Regions from separate parts of the Homo sapiens genome. Here region 1 is linked to region 2. A link is a contact called in ENCODE Hi-C or POLR2A ChIA-PET data. All regions are on one chromosome and are shown on one strand. Each heading gives the region's core, a stretch centred on a gene start or an enhancer-like site at or near the end of the contact. The rest is flanking DNA. Distances are from core to core; before and after follow the strand shown. Region 1 has its middle 21 kb from the start of ANAPC13. Region 2 has its middle 22 kb from the start of AMOTL2.

Region 1 (6,697 bases), core at 1,038-3,537, 70 kb after region 2:
TCAGCTTCTGTTGATCCCATCACACCAGACAGTGAACATGGTACCCAATAGGAAGTTTTTCAGCCCTTGCCCCCATCTCTCCCTCCCTCCTTTTACAGTCCCTGGTGTCTTGTTCTCATCTTTATGTTCATGTGTACCCAATATTTAGCTTCTGCTTATAAGTGAGCACATGTGATATTTGGTTTTCTGTGAAACAATTTTTAAATTTCTCTGCAGTTAAACTCCAATAGGGCTATGGAAAATTTCATGCAGATTTGCTGTGTTTCAGTGAATGAAGTTTTGTCTTTGGTGTAAAATCGGCTCCCTTGATTGAGCCCGTGTTAGGGGGCTGCTGTTTGTTTTCAGCAGCACACACAAAGCCCTCAGGGCCTGGGCACTCACTTCATTGCTGAGAGTCTTAGACTTTCCCTCTTGGTCTCAAATTAGTTTTACTGAAACCCTATCTTTATGTGGGTCAGGGCTTCCGTCTTCCTTAAAAACTTTTTTTTTCCTTTAAAAACAAAAACACACCCTCCCATTTCCAGAAATTCCTGCACTTCTTATTTCCTGTTGGCTTATTTAGGGGCATTTTTTGCTAATGAAGTTTCGAGAGGATTTCTTGAAACAAAGTTATGTAACTTTGCTGATTTCAAACTGTCTTTTTTGCTAAATTCTTAACTGTTGAGTCTCTCTGTTTAGAACAGAGGCTTCTTCTTAACTACCGATGGTCATAACAGTGAAACTAGATCTCAGTTTTGAAGAATGTCAGTGCATTATGCATTTTTTTTCCTTGTCTGATCCCAGACAAAACGATCCTCTTCTTTAAAATGGCTGTTTCAGCCTCCTATTTTAACCCTGCCAATCAGACTCCAAGACATAGACCCATGGGCTTGTTTCTGGGCTCCCTCCTGGGATATCCTGTTAAGAAAAGTACCTCGTGCCTCTAGCCAGGACTGCAGGTTCCGGTCCCAAGATTTTTTCTTTTTTCTTTTCTTTCTTTCTTTCTTTTTTTCTTTTTGAGACAAGTTTGTTCTCTGTCACCCGGGCTGGAGTGCAGTGGCATGAACCTCGAACTCCTGGGCTCAAACAATCATTTTCCCTCAGCTTCTGGGTAGCTGGGACTACAGGCACACGCCACCACACCCTACTAATTTATTTTATTTTCTTCTTCTTTTTTTAAAGTAGAGGCAGGGTCTTGCTGTGTTGCTCAGGCTGGTCCCGAACCCTTGGCCTCAAGCAATCACCCTACCTTGGCCTCCCAAAGTGCTGGGATTGCAGGCGTGAGCCACTGTGCCCAGCCTCCAGTCCCAATTCTGTCTTGGTTTCCCCATCTGCAAAGGAAGGATTCTGTAGTGGATGTTTTTATGCTTCTTTCAATCTCAGGCTCTGATTTGTTCTGGCATCTAAATGGATGCCAGCTATTCCACTTTCAAAAACCTCAGAGAAGAAAATTCTAGAGTCCATGGTTTCTTTTCTTTAATTTTTATGCCTAATAACTCTGTAAAAATTTCTTTCTCCCATCGCATAAATCCTTTCCCATTCAATCAAATGTCCTTGAAGCAGAAACACATGCCTACTTCTGCAGCCACACAGATAGTTGGCCTTTGCACACTGGTTGATGTAGGGTTTTGCACCTCTTCTTCATAAATGTTGGCTACCATAATTATTCAAATGTTCCCAGAATAAAGATTATAGGTATAATGGCATGGTGCAAGGAGGCTGGGCTTCAGCTGGGGCAGCCGGCCCCTCACTTTCAGGGTGATCTTGGCTCTCTGAGTTTCCTTTTCCCCAGAGGTAAGGTTGGGGGGACCTGCCCTCCTGGGCCGCAGGGCTGTCGTGAGGATGAACTGAGATGCACCAGAAGAGTGGCTGTCTTTACAATATGTGATTATGTTGCATCCTGTCACCTGCTGGCCCAAGGACAGGGATTTAATTGTGTACTGAGACCCTTTGGGAAGTGCTTTTAGATCCCTATGGAATCCTTGGTGGAATGCGATGGGCTATAAATACAAGAAGAAAATAGGTAGAGTGAAAATAGAGACTTCTGGAGAATCTGGCTTCCTGTGACTCCACTGGGGTGCTGGGCGGGAGCGCTTTTTCAGAGCATGGAGACTTTCCTTGTACCTCCCCTCATTCCCTCATTCCCCTATTCCCCAGGGTTTAAAAAAAAAAAAAAAAAAAAAGAACTTTCCCCGAACTTTCCCATTCCTCTGCCCTGGCTGCTAATGCTGAAATTCCATCTTGTGTTTGTTGTCACCCGCAGGTCTGTTTCCATGGTTACCCAAATTCCAGGCACTGGCCCCAGGCCCACCACAACGCATCCCTCAAAGTCTCTTTGGCAGAGGAAAAGCATTTCTCCTTGCTGCGGCAAGTCAGAGCCAGAATCTCGGGTTCTCCTGCTCCAAAGCCCCCACTACACCCTCATTCGCGTGTGATTCATGCGTTTAGGTGGTTCTGCTCAGCGTCGTTTTTTGAGTTGGGGAGCGGTGAGTAAGCACAATATAAGTTTCCTTCATTTCTCTTCTCCTTGTTTGAGCTAAGGAATTACTTTCTTGTACCAAACATTACACCCTTGGAAAACACTCCAGATGGTTCTCATTAAAATTCCAATTCCTTTTTTTGCAATTCATTTTTCCCCATTCTCCTCAAACTACTATCTCAAAAATAAACACCAGGCTGAGGAGCAAGTGAGGGGTCTGTGAATAGCAGCTCCAGTGAATGGAATCTTTCAGAGACCCCTGGTGTGGCCCTGAAGGCGCCTGCAGCTTCTCTTCTTGCCAAGGGTCACCTGGCCCTTCATAGGGAGGCCAGGGGTAGCAGCCCTGTGGCATCCTCACCAGGGAGAGTCCAAACACACATGGGGGGCATGTGCATAGGGATGCACATGAACACATAGGGATGCCGAGTGCAGCAGCCCCATGCACTGTCACCAGGGAGCGTCCAAACACACGTGGGGGGCATGTTCGATGGCAAAGGTGCCCTAAGGGGGCCATGGGCTCTGCTGCCTCTGCAGGAAGAGGGGCAGAAGGCCAGCTAGGCCTCTGTTCCCCAACAGGCTGGGCCCAGACCATGCTTTGCAGAGGGGCTGTCCACCTTCTTTAGTATACAGCGAGGCCTCTGCAGATTTCTAAAGACACTGGCCACAGGAGCGAGGTGATGCTTACTCTAAGAAGCGGACAAGGAGAGACTGCCAATGCCTTTTGGCCATAATTGCAGCTGAGCAAGTCACAGGCTTTGCTCCCACATCTGGAAAAATCTGCATGCACAGGAAAAGTATGTGTGTGTCCAGTGATGTGTATTTGATATGTTTTTATTTTCAACTTTATGTTATGAAAAAATTTAAAAATACAGAAAAGTTGTAAGAATGGTACAATGAACAGCCATATCACTCCACCTAGATCCAACGAATGTTACATTTTGTCATATTTCCTTTCCCTCTCTCTCTTTCCAGATACACAGAGAGATAAATACATATCCTTTGCTTAGACATTTGAAAGTTAGGATCTTGTCCCTATAGCATTTTATAACCTAGTAATCTATGCATTAATGCAATCATATACTGCAGTCATGCACTGCATGACAATGTTTTGGTAAATGATAGACTGCATATACAATGGTGATCCCATAAGATTATAATACCAGGCCAGGTGTGGTGGCTCAAGCCTGTAATCCCAGCACTTTGGGAGGCCAAGGTGGGCTGATCACCTGAGGTCAGGAGTTTGAGACCAGCCTGGCCAACATGGTGAAACGCTGTGTCAACTAAAAAAAAATACAAAAATCTATTTTGCGCCTGTAATCCCAGCTGGTTGGGAGGTCGAGGCACAAGAATCGCTTGAACCCGGGAGGTGGAGATTGTAATGAGCTGAGATAGCACTGAGCTGAGATTGTACCACTGCACTCCAGCCTGGGTGACAGAGTGAGACTAAGTCTCCAAAAAAAAAAAATTATAATACCATATTTTTACTGTACCTTTTTATGTTTAGATATATTTAGGTACACAAGTAATTACCATTGTGCTACAATTGCCTACAGTATTCAGTACAGTAACATGCCATGCAGGTTTGTAGCCTGGGAGTAAGAGGCTATCCCATAGAGCCTAGGTGTGTAGTAGGCTCTAGCACCTGGGTTTATATAACTGTGCTGTGTGATGTTTGCACAACAACAAAATCACCTAATAATGCAAATACATTTCTCAGAGCATATCCCTGTGATTAAGTGACACATGACTGTATATGAATATATTCTTATTGTAAAATATTCAAACATCCGAATAGTACAGACACATAGAGTATAAGCAAAACCCAGGCATGAGCCCCTCCTCATCTCACCTTCCCCACTCCCCAGGGTTGCTTGGCTTGTGTCTCTCCTGAACTGTGAGTTTATTTAGACATACATGTGTTTACACAGAAATATATATTTTTGTGACATGTGTTTTTAAACATAAATGATATAATACTATGCGTGCTGTTTTGCAGCTTATTTTTCACTTGGAAATGTGTCTGGGATCTTTCCATATTAGTATTTGGAGCTCTGCCTCATTCTTTGACTACTGCAGAACATGCCAAAGCATGGTTGTATAATAATTTCTTAAATATTCCCTCTTGATGGGCATTTCAGCTACTTAGTATTATTTTTCCATTACTCACAATGATGCATTTAACATCCTTGAGAAATGTTGCCTTAAGGACATGTACCAATATGTCTCTTTGACAGATACCTAGAGGTGGGATTGCTGGGTTGGATGAGATGCACATTTTATACTTGGATAGATACTGCCAAATTGCCTTCAAAATGGTTCTCCAGGCTGAGCACGGTGGCTCATGCCTGTAATCCCAGCACTTTGGGAGATCGAGGCAGGTGGGTCACTTGAGCCCAGGAGTTTGAGACCAGCCTGGGCAACATAGGGAAACTCTTCCTTTACTAAAAATACAAAAAAAGGTTAGTCCGGCTTGGTGGCTTTTGCCTGTAGTCCCAGCTACTTGGAAGGCTGAGGTGGGAGGATCGCTTGAACCCGGGTAGTCAAGGGTGCAGTGAGCTGTGATTGCACCACTGCACTCCAGCCTGGGTGACAGAGCAAGACCCTGTCTCAAAAAAAAAAAAAAAAAAAAGGCTTTCTGAGACAGCCCATTTCCCATTTCCCCACATCCTCACCAATGTTGAATTTTGTCAGTCTTTTTAAGTGTTGACTTTGTAATGAATGAGAAATAATATAGCATTGCTGGTTTAGTTTGAATTTCTTTGATTATTAGTGAGGTGTCAGAGTTCAGCTAGAAATGACAGAAGCCACTCCCTTAGTTTATGTAGAAAGTGATTTAATATAGGGAATTGAGTGTTTAACATTTTGTCAGATAAGGTAGAATAGCAAGTTCAGGATGAGCTTCGAGGACTGATTCCCAGAACTCCAGCTCAGAACGGACCCACCAAGGGAGCTTTCCCTTCCCTCATGACCTGGAAGCTGGGGATTTGGGAAGCTGGGCCCCCAACTGCTGGCTCGGCAATCAGAAACCAGGAAGCCTCAGCCATATCTGGTCTCCAGAACCATACTGCCTCAGCTGTGTGGTAGATGCTCTACGTCCTGGCCACAACGCCCACGAAGCTGGAGACTGGATCTAGACACTGAGGTCTTTGCTGTTGTTAATGCAGGGAAGAAACCAAAAACAAACAAAAAAAAAACCAAAATAACCCCAATCAAAACACAAAAAACAAGGACCTTCTCAACTCTGTCTGCCAGTGGAGTTAGTAGGTCTCTTGAGGGTACAACCAATCAAGAGAAACCAGGTCACAGAGAAACCAGCTCAGCTCTTAGGGAGCCAGGAAGCTGCAGGCTGTGGCTTTCCAGGCTCCAGCATGCAGTGAGGCAAGCTGCAAGGCGGCAGCATGGGAAGTAGGGAAAGTCAGTCTGAAATATCCGCCATCATCATGTTTTCAGGTCTTCCATCTTTTTTCTATGACTCGCCTGATGGTACTCACTGCCTATTTTTCTATTGGGGTTATATTTTCTTACTAATTTATAGAAGTTTTATGGGTTATCTGGAACCTTTTTTTTGTCTTTTATACGTTTTATGAATACCTTCTATTCTTTTAAATTTATATTTTTTGTCATGTAGAAATTTTGTTAATCTATTTTTGTACTTTCTGCTTCCTGGCTTTTGTAAATTACTTAAGAAGGCTTTTCCTACATCAAATATCCTAAAGTATTCAACTACATTTCCTTCTAACACCTTTAACAATTTTTTCATGTTTAATTCTTGAAACCCTAACATGGGTTGTTGTTTTTTCCTAAATGGAAAACCATTGTCTCAGCATAATTTGTTGAATAATTTGTCTTTCAAATTATTAAATATTTTATAAATTAAATTTAAAAAATTTAAAGGAGAATTTTAAAAAATATAGAATGAACTCTTTCTGCTTTCTGAAGCAAAGCCAGGATGAAGCTCTAAAAAATAAACTTGTTATCACTTCATATTTTGGCTTCATAACAGGCTCAAAAATTAGAGGTTTAATATTCCCTAAAGTATAGATATGACAAGATTATTCCCCTAATTACAAGCCTTGATTGGGCCCCCTTTTCCTGAAGACCAAAGTTCAATCTCCGTAGACTAGTCCTCTGTCTGCTCAGCACTGCTCCCCGCCCCATCATGGGCCTTTGCAATCTTACTTCCCTGCTCCTTTGCCTAGAAGGGAGATCACATCAACTGAACCGGCCGACAAAGCAGAA
Region 2 (6,936 bases), core at 202-2,701:
AGAAAACGGAAACACAGCTTATCTCTGTCTGACTTCTGACTCTTTCTGTGGGCAGGAGGGAAGTTAAAATGCATTTTTGGTGAGCTGCTAGTGCTTAGTTATTTTTTTTCTACAGGCTAAACAGAGGAGCCAAGAGAGTTTCCTTCTCTGAATTTTGTTTTGCTAAGTAAAACAAAAACTCATTCTAGACTGTTTCTTCTGTCTGTAACATTCGTTCCCTAGATAGCTCATGGCTCACTCCTTCACTTGCAGGTCTCTGCTCAATGCTACCTTCTCAGAGAGGTCTTTCCTCTTCACCCTATTTAAAGCTACAACCACTATCACCCCCACCTCACCACTCACCCTTAAACCCTGGCAATTCCCCAATTCCCTTCACTGCTTTATTTTTCTCTGTCACTGTCTTACTCTATTTGTGCTGCTATGTCAGAATATCTTAGACTAGGTAATTTATAAAGAACAGAAATTTACTACTCACAGTTCTGGCGTCTGGGATGTCCAAGATCAAGGCTCTGGCTTCTGGTGTGGGCCTTCTTACTATGTCTTCATATGGTGGAAGGTAGAAGGGCAAGAGAGAGTGAATCCACATCTGCGAGCCTTTTTTTTTTTTTTTTTTTTTGAGACGAAGTCTCACTCTGTCACCCAGGCTGGAGTACAATGGCGTGATCTCGGCTCACTGCAACCTCCGCCTCCCAGGTTCAAGCAATTCTCCGGCCTCAGCCTCCCTAGTAGCTGGGACTACAGGCACGTGCCACCACGCCCAGCTAATTTTTTGTATTTTTAGTAGAGATGGGGTTTCACCATCTTAGCCAGGATGGTCTCTATCTCCTGACTTCGTGATCTGCCAGCCTCAGCCTCCCGAAGTGCTGGGATTACAGGCATGAGCCACTGCTCCCAGCCTACAAGCAATAATTCACTCATAGGGTGGAGCCCTCATGATCTACACACCTCCCATTAAACCCCACCTCCCTGTACTGTTGTATTGGAGACTAAGTTTCCAATACATGAATTCTGGGGGACACTAAAGTGGTCGACATGCTTTATTTATCATCTGCCTTCCCTCATTAGATGTCGGCTATGTCAGCACAAAGATGCTGTATGTTTTGTCCTCTGCTCTGTCCCCAGAGCCAAGAATAGTGCCTGGCACATAGTTGGCATATGAGTTATTTATTGCTTCATAACAAATTACCCCAAACCTTAGTGGCTTAAAACAACAAAGTTTACTAACTTACAGTTACCATGGATCTGAAATATGGATGCCACTTAGCTAGGTCCTGTGGCTCAGCATCTCTCACAAGTTACCAGCAAAGCACTGGCTGCAGCCACAGTCTCATCTGGAGACTCAAATGTGGGAGTATCTGCTTCCAAGCTCACATGGTTGTTGACAGGATTCAGTTTCTTGCAGGCTGTTGGACCGAGTGCCTCAGGACCTCACTGAATGGCCAGAAGCCACCCTCTGTTTCTTTTCTTCTTTTTTCTTTTTTCTTTTTTTTTTTTTTTTGAGATGGATTCTTGCTCTGTCACCCAGGCTGGAGTACAGTGTGATCTTGGCTCACTGCAACCTCCGTCTCCCAGGTTCAAGTGATTCTCGTGCCTCAGCCTCTCGAGTAGCTGGGATTACAGGCACTCACCACCATTCCCAGCTAATTTTTTTGTGTTTTTTTTGTTTGTCTTTTTTTGTTTTGTAGAGACAGGGTTTTATCATGTTGGCCAGGCTGGTTTTGGACTCCTGACCTCAAGTGATCAACCCACCACAGCCTCCCAAAGTGCTGGGATTATAGGTATGAGCCATCATGCCCAGCCCACCCTCAGTTTCTTGACACATGGGCTTCTCCACAGGGCAACTCACAACATGGCAGCTGCCTTCATCAGAAAGAAGAAACACTGGGATAGATGCAGAGGAAGAATAGAAACAGTCAGGGGTTACTGCTGTTGAGCAGTGGGTTCTTTTGTACACTGGAAAGCCAGGGGACTTGGGCATCAAAGAGCTTGCCTTTTCCACTTGTCACATGCTTCATTTTCAAGATTGGTTAACTTCCACTCTGACTCCATTCTCCTCTTTTGCCCACAAATGCATGCGTGCCCATGACATACAAATGGGAGGACAATTCATTCCTCAGAGAGGTGAAGAAACTGGCAAGCTTACATACTGGTCTCAGAGGTTTGTGAATTGCTTTCAGAGGAAAGGCTGGGGAAATTTTTTTAATTTTGGGAAAAGCACATTTTTTCCCACTTGCACAACTCAAATAAGGCTGAACACTCCCATGCTGGAATTTTCCAAACCTTTTTCATTTCTCAGATGGAGAGAAGAACATTTAGACAAAGCAAAGCCTTGTTTTTAAGGGAGAAATGAGCTATATCTGTGGTGTACCTTTTGTTTGCTCAGATGAACTTGCATTTCAGGGACACAGAAGAGATAAAAACACAGGAGGCACAACCAGGATGGCTGGAGGCACCAAATCAACAGTCAGGAGACCACTGCCTCAATCATGGGGCTCAGGTATACTGTGCTATCAGAGATCAGGAAGAGAGGTCCACAGGGCTGATGTGGGCAAGGAGGGATTCTGGAAATGGATGGGTTAGAGTTTCACCTTTGAGTGTGAAGTGTTTGAGTAGGAGGAGGGCATGATAGGTGAGGAACACAGGAGAAGAGGCAGGGCCATGGGAATTTTTGAAGCGTGATCATGTGTGGAGAAGCAGACCTGAATATACAGAAGGTAGAATAATGACAGACTTCTGGATAGGACCTTTCTAAGGTTAGGAGGTAGGATTAGCAGGACTGGCTTTTGGAAGGGAGGTGAGGAAAGTGCTCAGTTCGGGTGGTATTGGCTCATCTCTGGGCTCTTGGATACCGCAGGGGAGCAACAAAGTGCACCCTGATTCTTTGTTGTCGGCTACAAGATTAGGGGAAGACCATCATAGGAGACAAAAGAAGAGCAGGGTCACACTAGAACTTCTGTGCAACTTCCTTCCCAGTCCCTCCCAGCTCTGTCCGTACCCCTTCCTGTCTCTTTGTCTCCTGTCCCAACTCTATTTTTCTCCACCACACTTTACCGACACCTGAGACACTGTATGTTCACTTATTTGTCTTGCATATGGTCTGTTCTCCTCGCTGGAATGTTAGCTCCGGGGACCACGATTTCCAGACACTACAAGAGTGCTGGCACAATAAATATCCGTTGAATGGAAGAAGGAGTAGATAATATGGTCCAGGCCTGGTTACAAAGTGACAAGCTCTGCTGACAGAGTTTGAACTGGTTAGCAGAACCAGCAGTCAATTTGCTACCATGCCCACAGCCAGGGTAGCTGTGTGAGGTATGAGTGTGTCTTTACCTGCCAAGAATAGCTTGCTTTTGTGGGGAACACCCTCACCTCAGCTTGGGCACTAGGGAAAGCTGCAGGTGACACCGGCCTCCTTCAGGGGAACCTCTGTGCTCCTACTCTGACTCCGCCCAACAGCGTAACTTCCCACTCTCCGAGTTTGGGGCTTCTGCTGCCCCGCACCTCTGTGCAGCCTGAGTCTCACCTCCCTGGATGCCCATGGATGGCCCCTCTCCCCTGCTGCCCTCCTGCCAGCCTCAGTGGGCACCATGGACTGCTTCTGTGTGAGACCCTGGCTGGAAAGGGCAGGCAGAACTGGGGTTTGCTCTTCCCAACACCCACCCAGCCCCAACAAGCACCAAGAAGAAGGGCTGGCAGGGTTGTTTCCATGGTTCCGTGACCCCATAAAGTATCTTTCATTTTTCTCACAAAATGAGCCTCTTTTTCTCTCTTATATTTTCATATGGTACCCAGAAGCCCCTGGATTTCCTGGCATTTGTGTAAAGAATTCCAGCTATTCCATCCACAGTTTTCACACACAGCCCCTGCCAACAGACAGGCCATCTGAGAGGCAGCCCGCGACCGTGGCCAGAGCTTGTGCTCCTGAGCTCTGGAGATCTGGCAAGGACTCTGGCTTCCCCACTGACCCCTTGTGTGCTCTTGGGTATTTTTAAAATGCGGCCGGATCACGAGGTCAGGAGATCGAGACCATCCTGGCTAACACAGTGAAACCCCGTCTCTACTAAAAATACAAAAATCAGCTGGGCATGGTTGTGGGCGCCTGTAGTCCCAGCTACCCGGGAGGCTGAGGCAGGAGAATGGCGTGAACCCAGGAGGCGCAGCTTGCGGTGAGCCGAGATTGCGCCACTGCATTCCAGACTGGGCGACAGAGCGAGACTCCATCTCAAAACAAAACAAAACAAAACAAAACAAAACAGTCTTGGCCGGGCGTGGTGGCTCACGCCTGTAATCACAGCACTTTGGGAGGCCCAGGCGGGCAGATCACTTGAGGTCAGGAGTTTGAGATCAGCCTGGCCAACATGGCGAAACCCCGTCTGTAGAGATTAGCCGGGTGTGGTGCCACATGCCTGTAATCCCAGCTACTCGGGAGGCTGAGGCAGGAGAATCACTTGAACCCAGGAGGCGGAGGTTGCAGTGAGCTGAGATCATGCCATTGCACTCCAGCCTGGGCAACAAGAGTGAAACTCCGTCTCAAAACAAACAAACAAACAAACAACAACAACAAAAAAACCCAACAAGTCTTATTTACTGTTATGGACATATAATAAACTACATGTAACAATTTGTTAATTTCAGCATTTCAGTCCTTCCCTTCCACCCCTCTCCCCAACCCCATCTCCGGGAAATCGCTGATCTGCTTTCTGTTCTTATAGATTAGTTTACCTTGTTTAAACGTTTATATAAGTGGAATCATTCAGTAGGCTCTTTTTTGTTGTTTTTGTTTTTTTCCACTTAGCATGATTCCCTTGATGAGTCATCCATGTCGTGTGTATCAATAGTTCATCGCTTTCTATTGCTAGGTAGTACGGCATTGTATGGATGGAGCACAGTTTGTTTACTCATTTCTCTTTTGATGGACATTTGGCTTTTTTTCCAGAATCATTACTATTACGAATAAAGCTCCTAGGAACATTCAAGTTCAAATATTTGTATGGATATATAGTTCCTTTTTTCTTGAATAGTCACCCAGGAAAGAAATGGCTGGTTAATATGGTAAGCATATGTCAACGTTTAAAGAAACTGCCAAATGGCTTTCTGAACTCATTGTACTATTTTACATGGTCACCCACAACATATGAGAGTATCACTGCCTCTGCCTACTCACCAATGCGTGGTATAGTAAATCTTAATTTCAGCCATTCTAAATGATGTGTAGTAGTATTTCACTGTGGTTTTAATTTGAATTTCCCTAGTGGCTCATGCTGTTGGGCATCTTTTCATGTGCCTATTTGCCAACCTTACATCTTCTTGGCAAAGTATCTGTTCAAATATTTTGTCCCTGTCCCCCTTTAAAATTGGGTTCTTTATTTTCTTATTGTTGAGTTTAAGAATTCTTTCTGTATTCTGGACAGAAGTCCTTTATCAGACATATACTTTGCAAATGTATTCTTTCAGCTGTGGCTTGTCTTTTTTGTATTCTTAATAGTGTATTTTGAAGAGCAAAAGTTTTAAATTTTGATGAAGTCCAACCTATCCACTTATTCTTTTATGGACTATGCTTTTGGTGTTGTATCTAAGAAACCAATCACCGACACAAGGTTGTGAATATTTACTCCTATGTTTTCTTCTAAGAGTTGTATAGCTTTAGCTCTTACATTAATGTCTATGATCCATTTTGAGTTAATTTTTATTAATGGCAAAAAGAGTGACTCCAAGTCCTTCTTTCCTTCCTTTCTTTCCTTTCTCTTCTTTCTTTCTTTTCTTTCTTTCTTTTCTTCCCTCCTTCCTTCCTTTCTTTTTCTTTCTTTCTTTCTTTCTTTCTTTCTTTCTTTCTTTCTTTCTTTCTTTCTTTCTTTCTTTCTTTCCTTCTTTCCTTCTTTCTTTCCTTCTTTCTTCCTTCCTTTCTTTCTTTCTTTCTTTCTTTCTTTCTTTCTTTCTTTCTTTCTTTCTTTCTTTCTTTTTCTTTCCCTGTTTTTTTGACTGAATCTCACTCTGTCACCCAGGCTGGAGTGCAGTGCTGCTATCTTGGCTCACTGCAACCTTCACCTCCTGGGTTCAAGCGATTCTCCTGCCTCATTTTCTGGAGTAGCTGGGATTACAAGTGCCCGCCACCACACCATGCTAATTTTCGTATTTTTAGTAGAGATGGGGTTTCTCTGTGTTGGCCAGGCTGGTCTCAAACTCCAGACCTCAGGTGATCCGCCTACCTCGGCCTCCCAAAGTGCTGGGAGTACAGGTGTGAGCCACCGCACCCGGCCCAAGTTCTTTTTTCTTCCTCCTCCTGCTCCTCCTCTTCTTCTTTGTTGTAGTCTCTATTTTGCATATGCTTTTCCAATTATTCCAGCACTGTTTGTTGAAAAGGCTATTCTTTCTCTACGGCATTACTTTCGAGCCTTTGTCAAAAAAATCAGTTGTTCATGCCCGAACAATTAGGCAAGAGAAAGAAATAAAGGGCATCCAAATTGGAAAGGAAGAAGTCAAATTAGCCTTGTATGCAGACAACGTGATTTTATATATAAAAAAACACAGACTCCGCCAAAAAACTGATAAAAGAACTCAATACAATTGCATGATATAAAATCAGCATACAAAAATTAGTAGCATTTATATATGCTGACAATCTGAAAAAGAAATCAAGAAAGTAATCTTATTTACAATAGCTACAAAAAATAAAAAATACCTAGGAATCAACTTAACTGAAGATATGAAAGAACTAACTCTTTAGGGAAAACTATAAAACATTGATGAAAGAAATTAAAGAAGACATTAAAAAATGGAAAAATGGAAAAATATTCCATGCTTATGGATTGGAAGAACTAATATTGTTAAAATGACAATACTACACAAAGGGATTTGCAAATTCAATGCAATCCCTATCAAAATACCAACAACAATATTCACAAAAACAGAAATAACAACACTAAAATTTACATGGAA

The links. Hi-C counts contacts between places; a loop is a spot of excess contacts on that map. ChIA-PET counts read pairs that join two places held with the same protein, here RNA polymerase II (POLR2A). Pooled maps may share reads with other maps.
Region 1: a map of ascending aorta shows a loop between it and region 2 (7-fold over the local background). The contact joins two enhancer-like sites. A Hi-C loop is called at or near these places in 25 of 168 maps with a recorded cell type or tissue (IMR-90, K562, PC-9 and 17 more) and 7 of 50 pooled maps. POLR2A ChIA-PET finds 5 or more read pairs at or near these places in 5 of 52 experiments (BJ, Panc1, WTC11 and 1 more).

The regions. Positions count from the first base shown.
Region 1 is chr3:134,462,009-134,468,705 of GRCh38, forward strand. No RefSeq gene overlaps it. Among named protein-coding and RNA genes, the nearest start is that of ANAPC13, 21 kb to the right of the region's middle. RefSeq lists enhancers at 558-1,284, 2,736-3,460. Within about 2 kb of position 2,288, at least 18 of the 41 ENCODE cell types and tissues checked have a DNase peak (open chromatin) inside an H3K27ac peak, as active enhancers do; they include ascending aorta and left ventricle myocardium inferior, where a contact is called at or near this core.
Region 2 is chr3:134,393,165-134,400,100 of GRCh38, forward strand. No RefSeq gene overlaps it. Among named protein-coding and RNA genes, the nearest start is that of AMOTL2, 22 kb to the left of the region's middle. Within about 2 kb of position 1,452, at least 3 of the 41 ENCODE cell types and tissues checked have a DNase peak (open chromatin) inside an H3K27ac peak, as active enhancers do; they include ascending aorta and left ventricle myocardium inferior, where a contact is called at or near this core.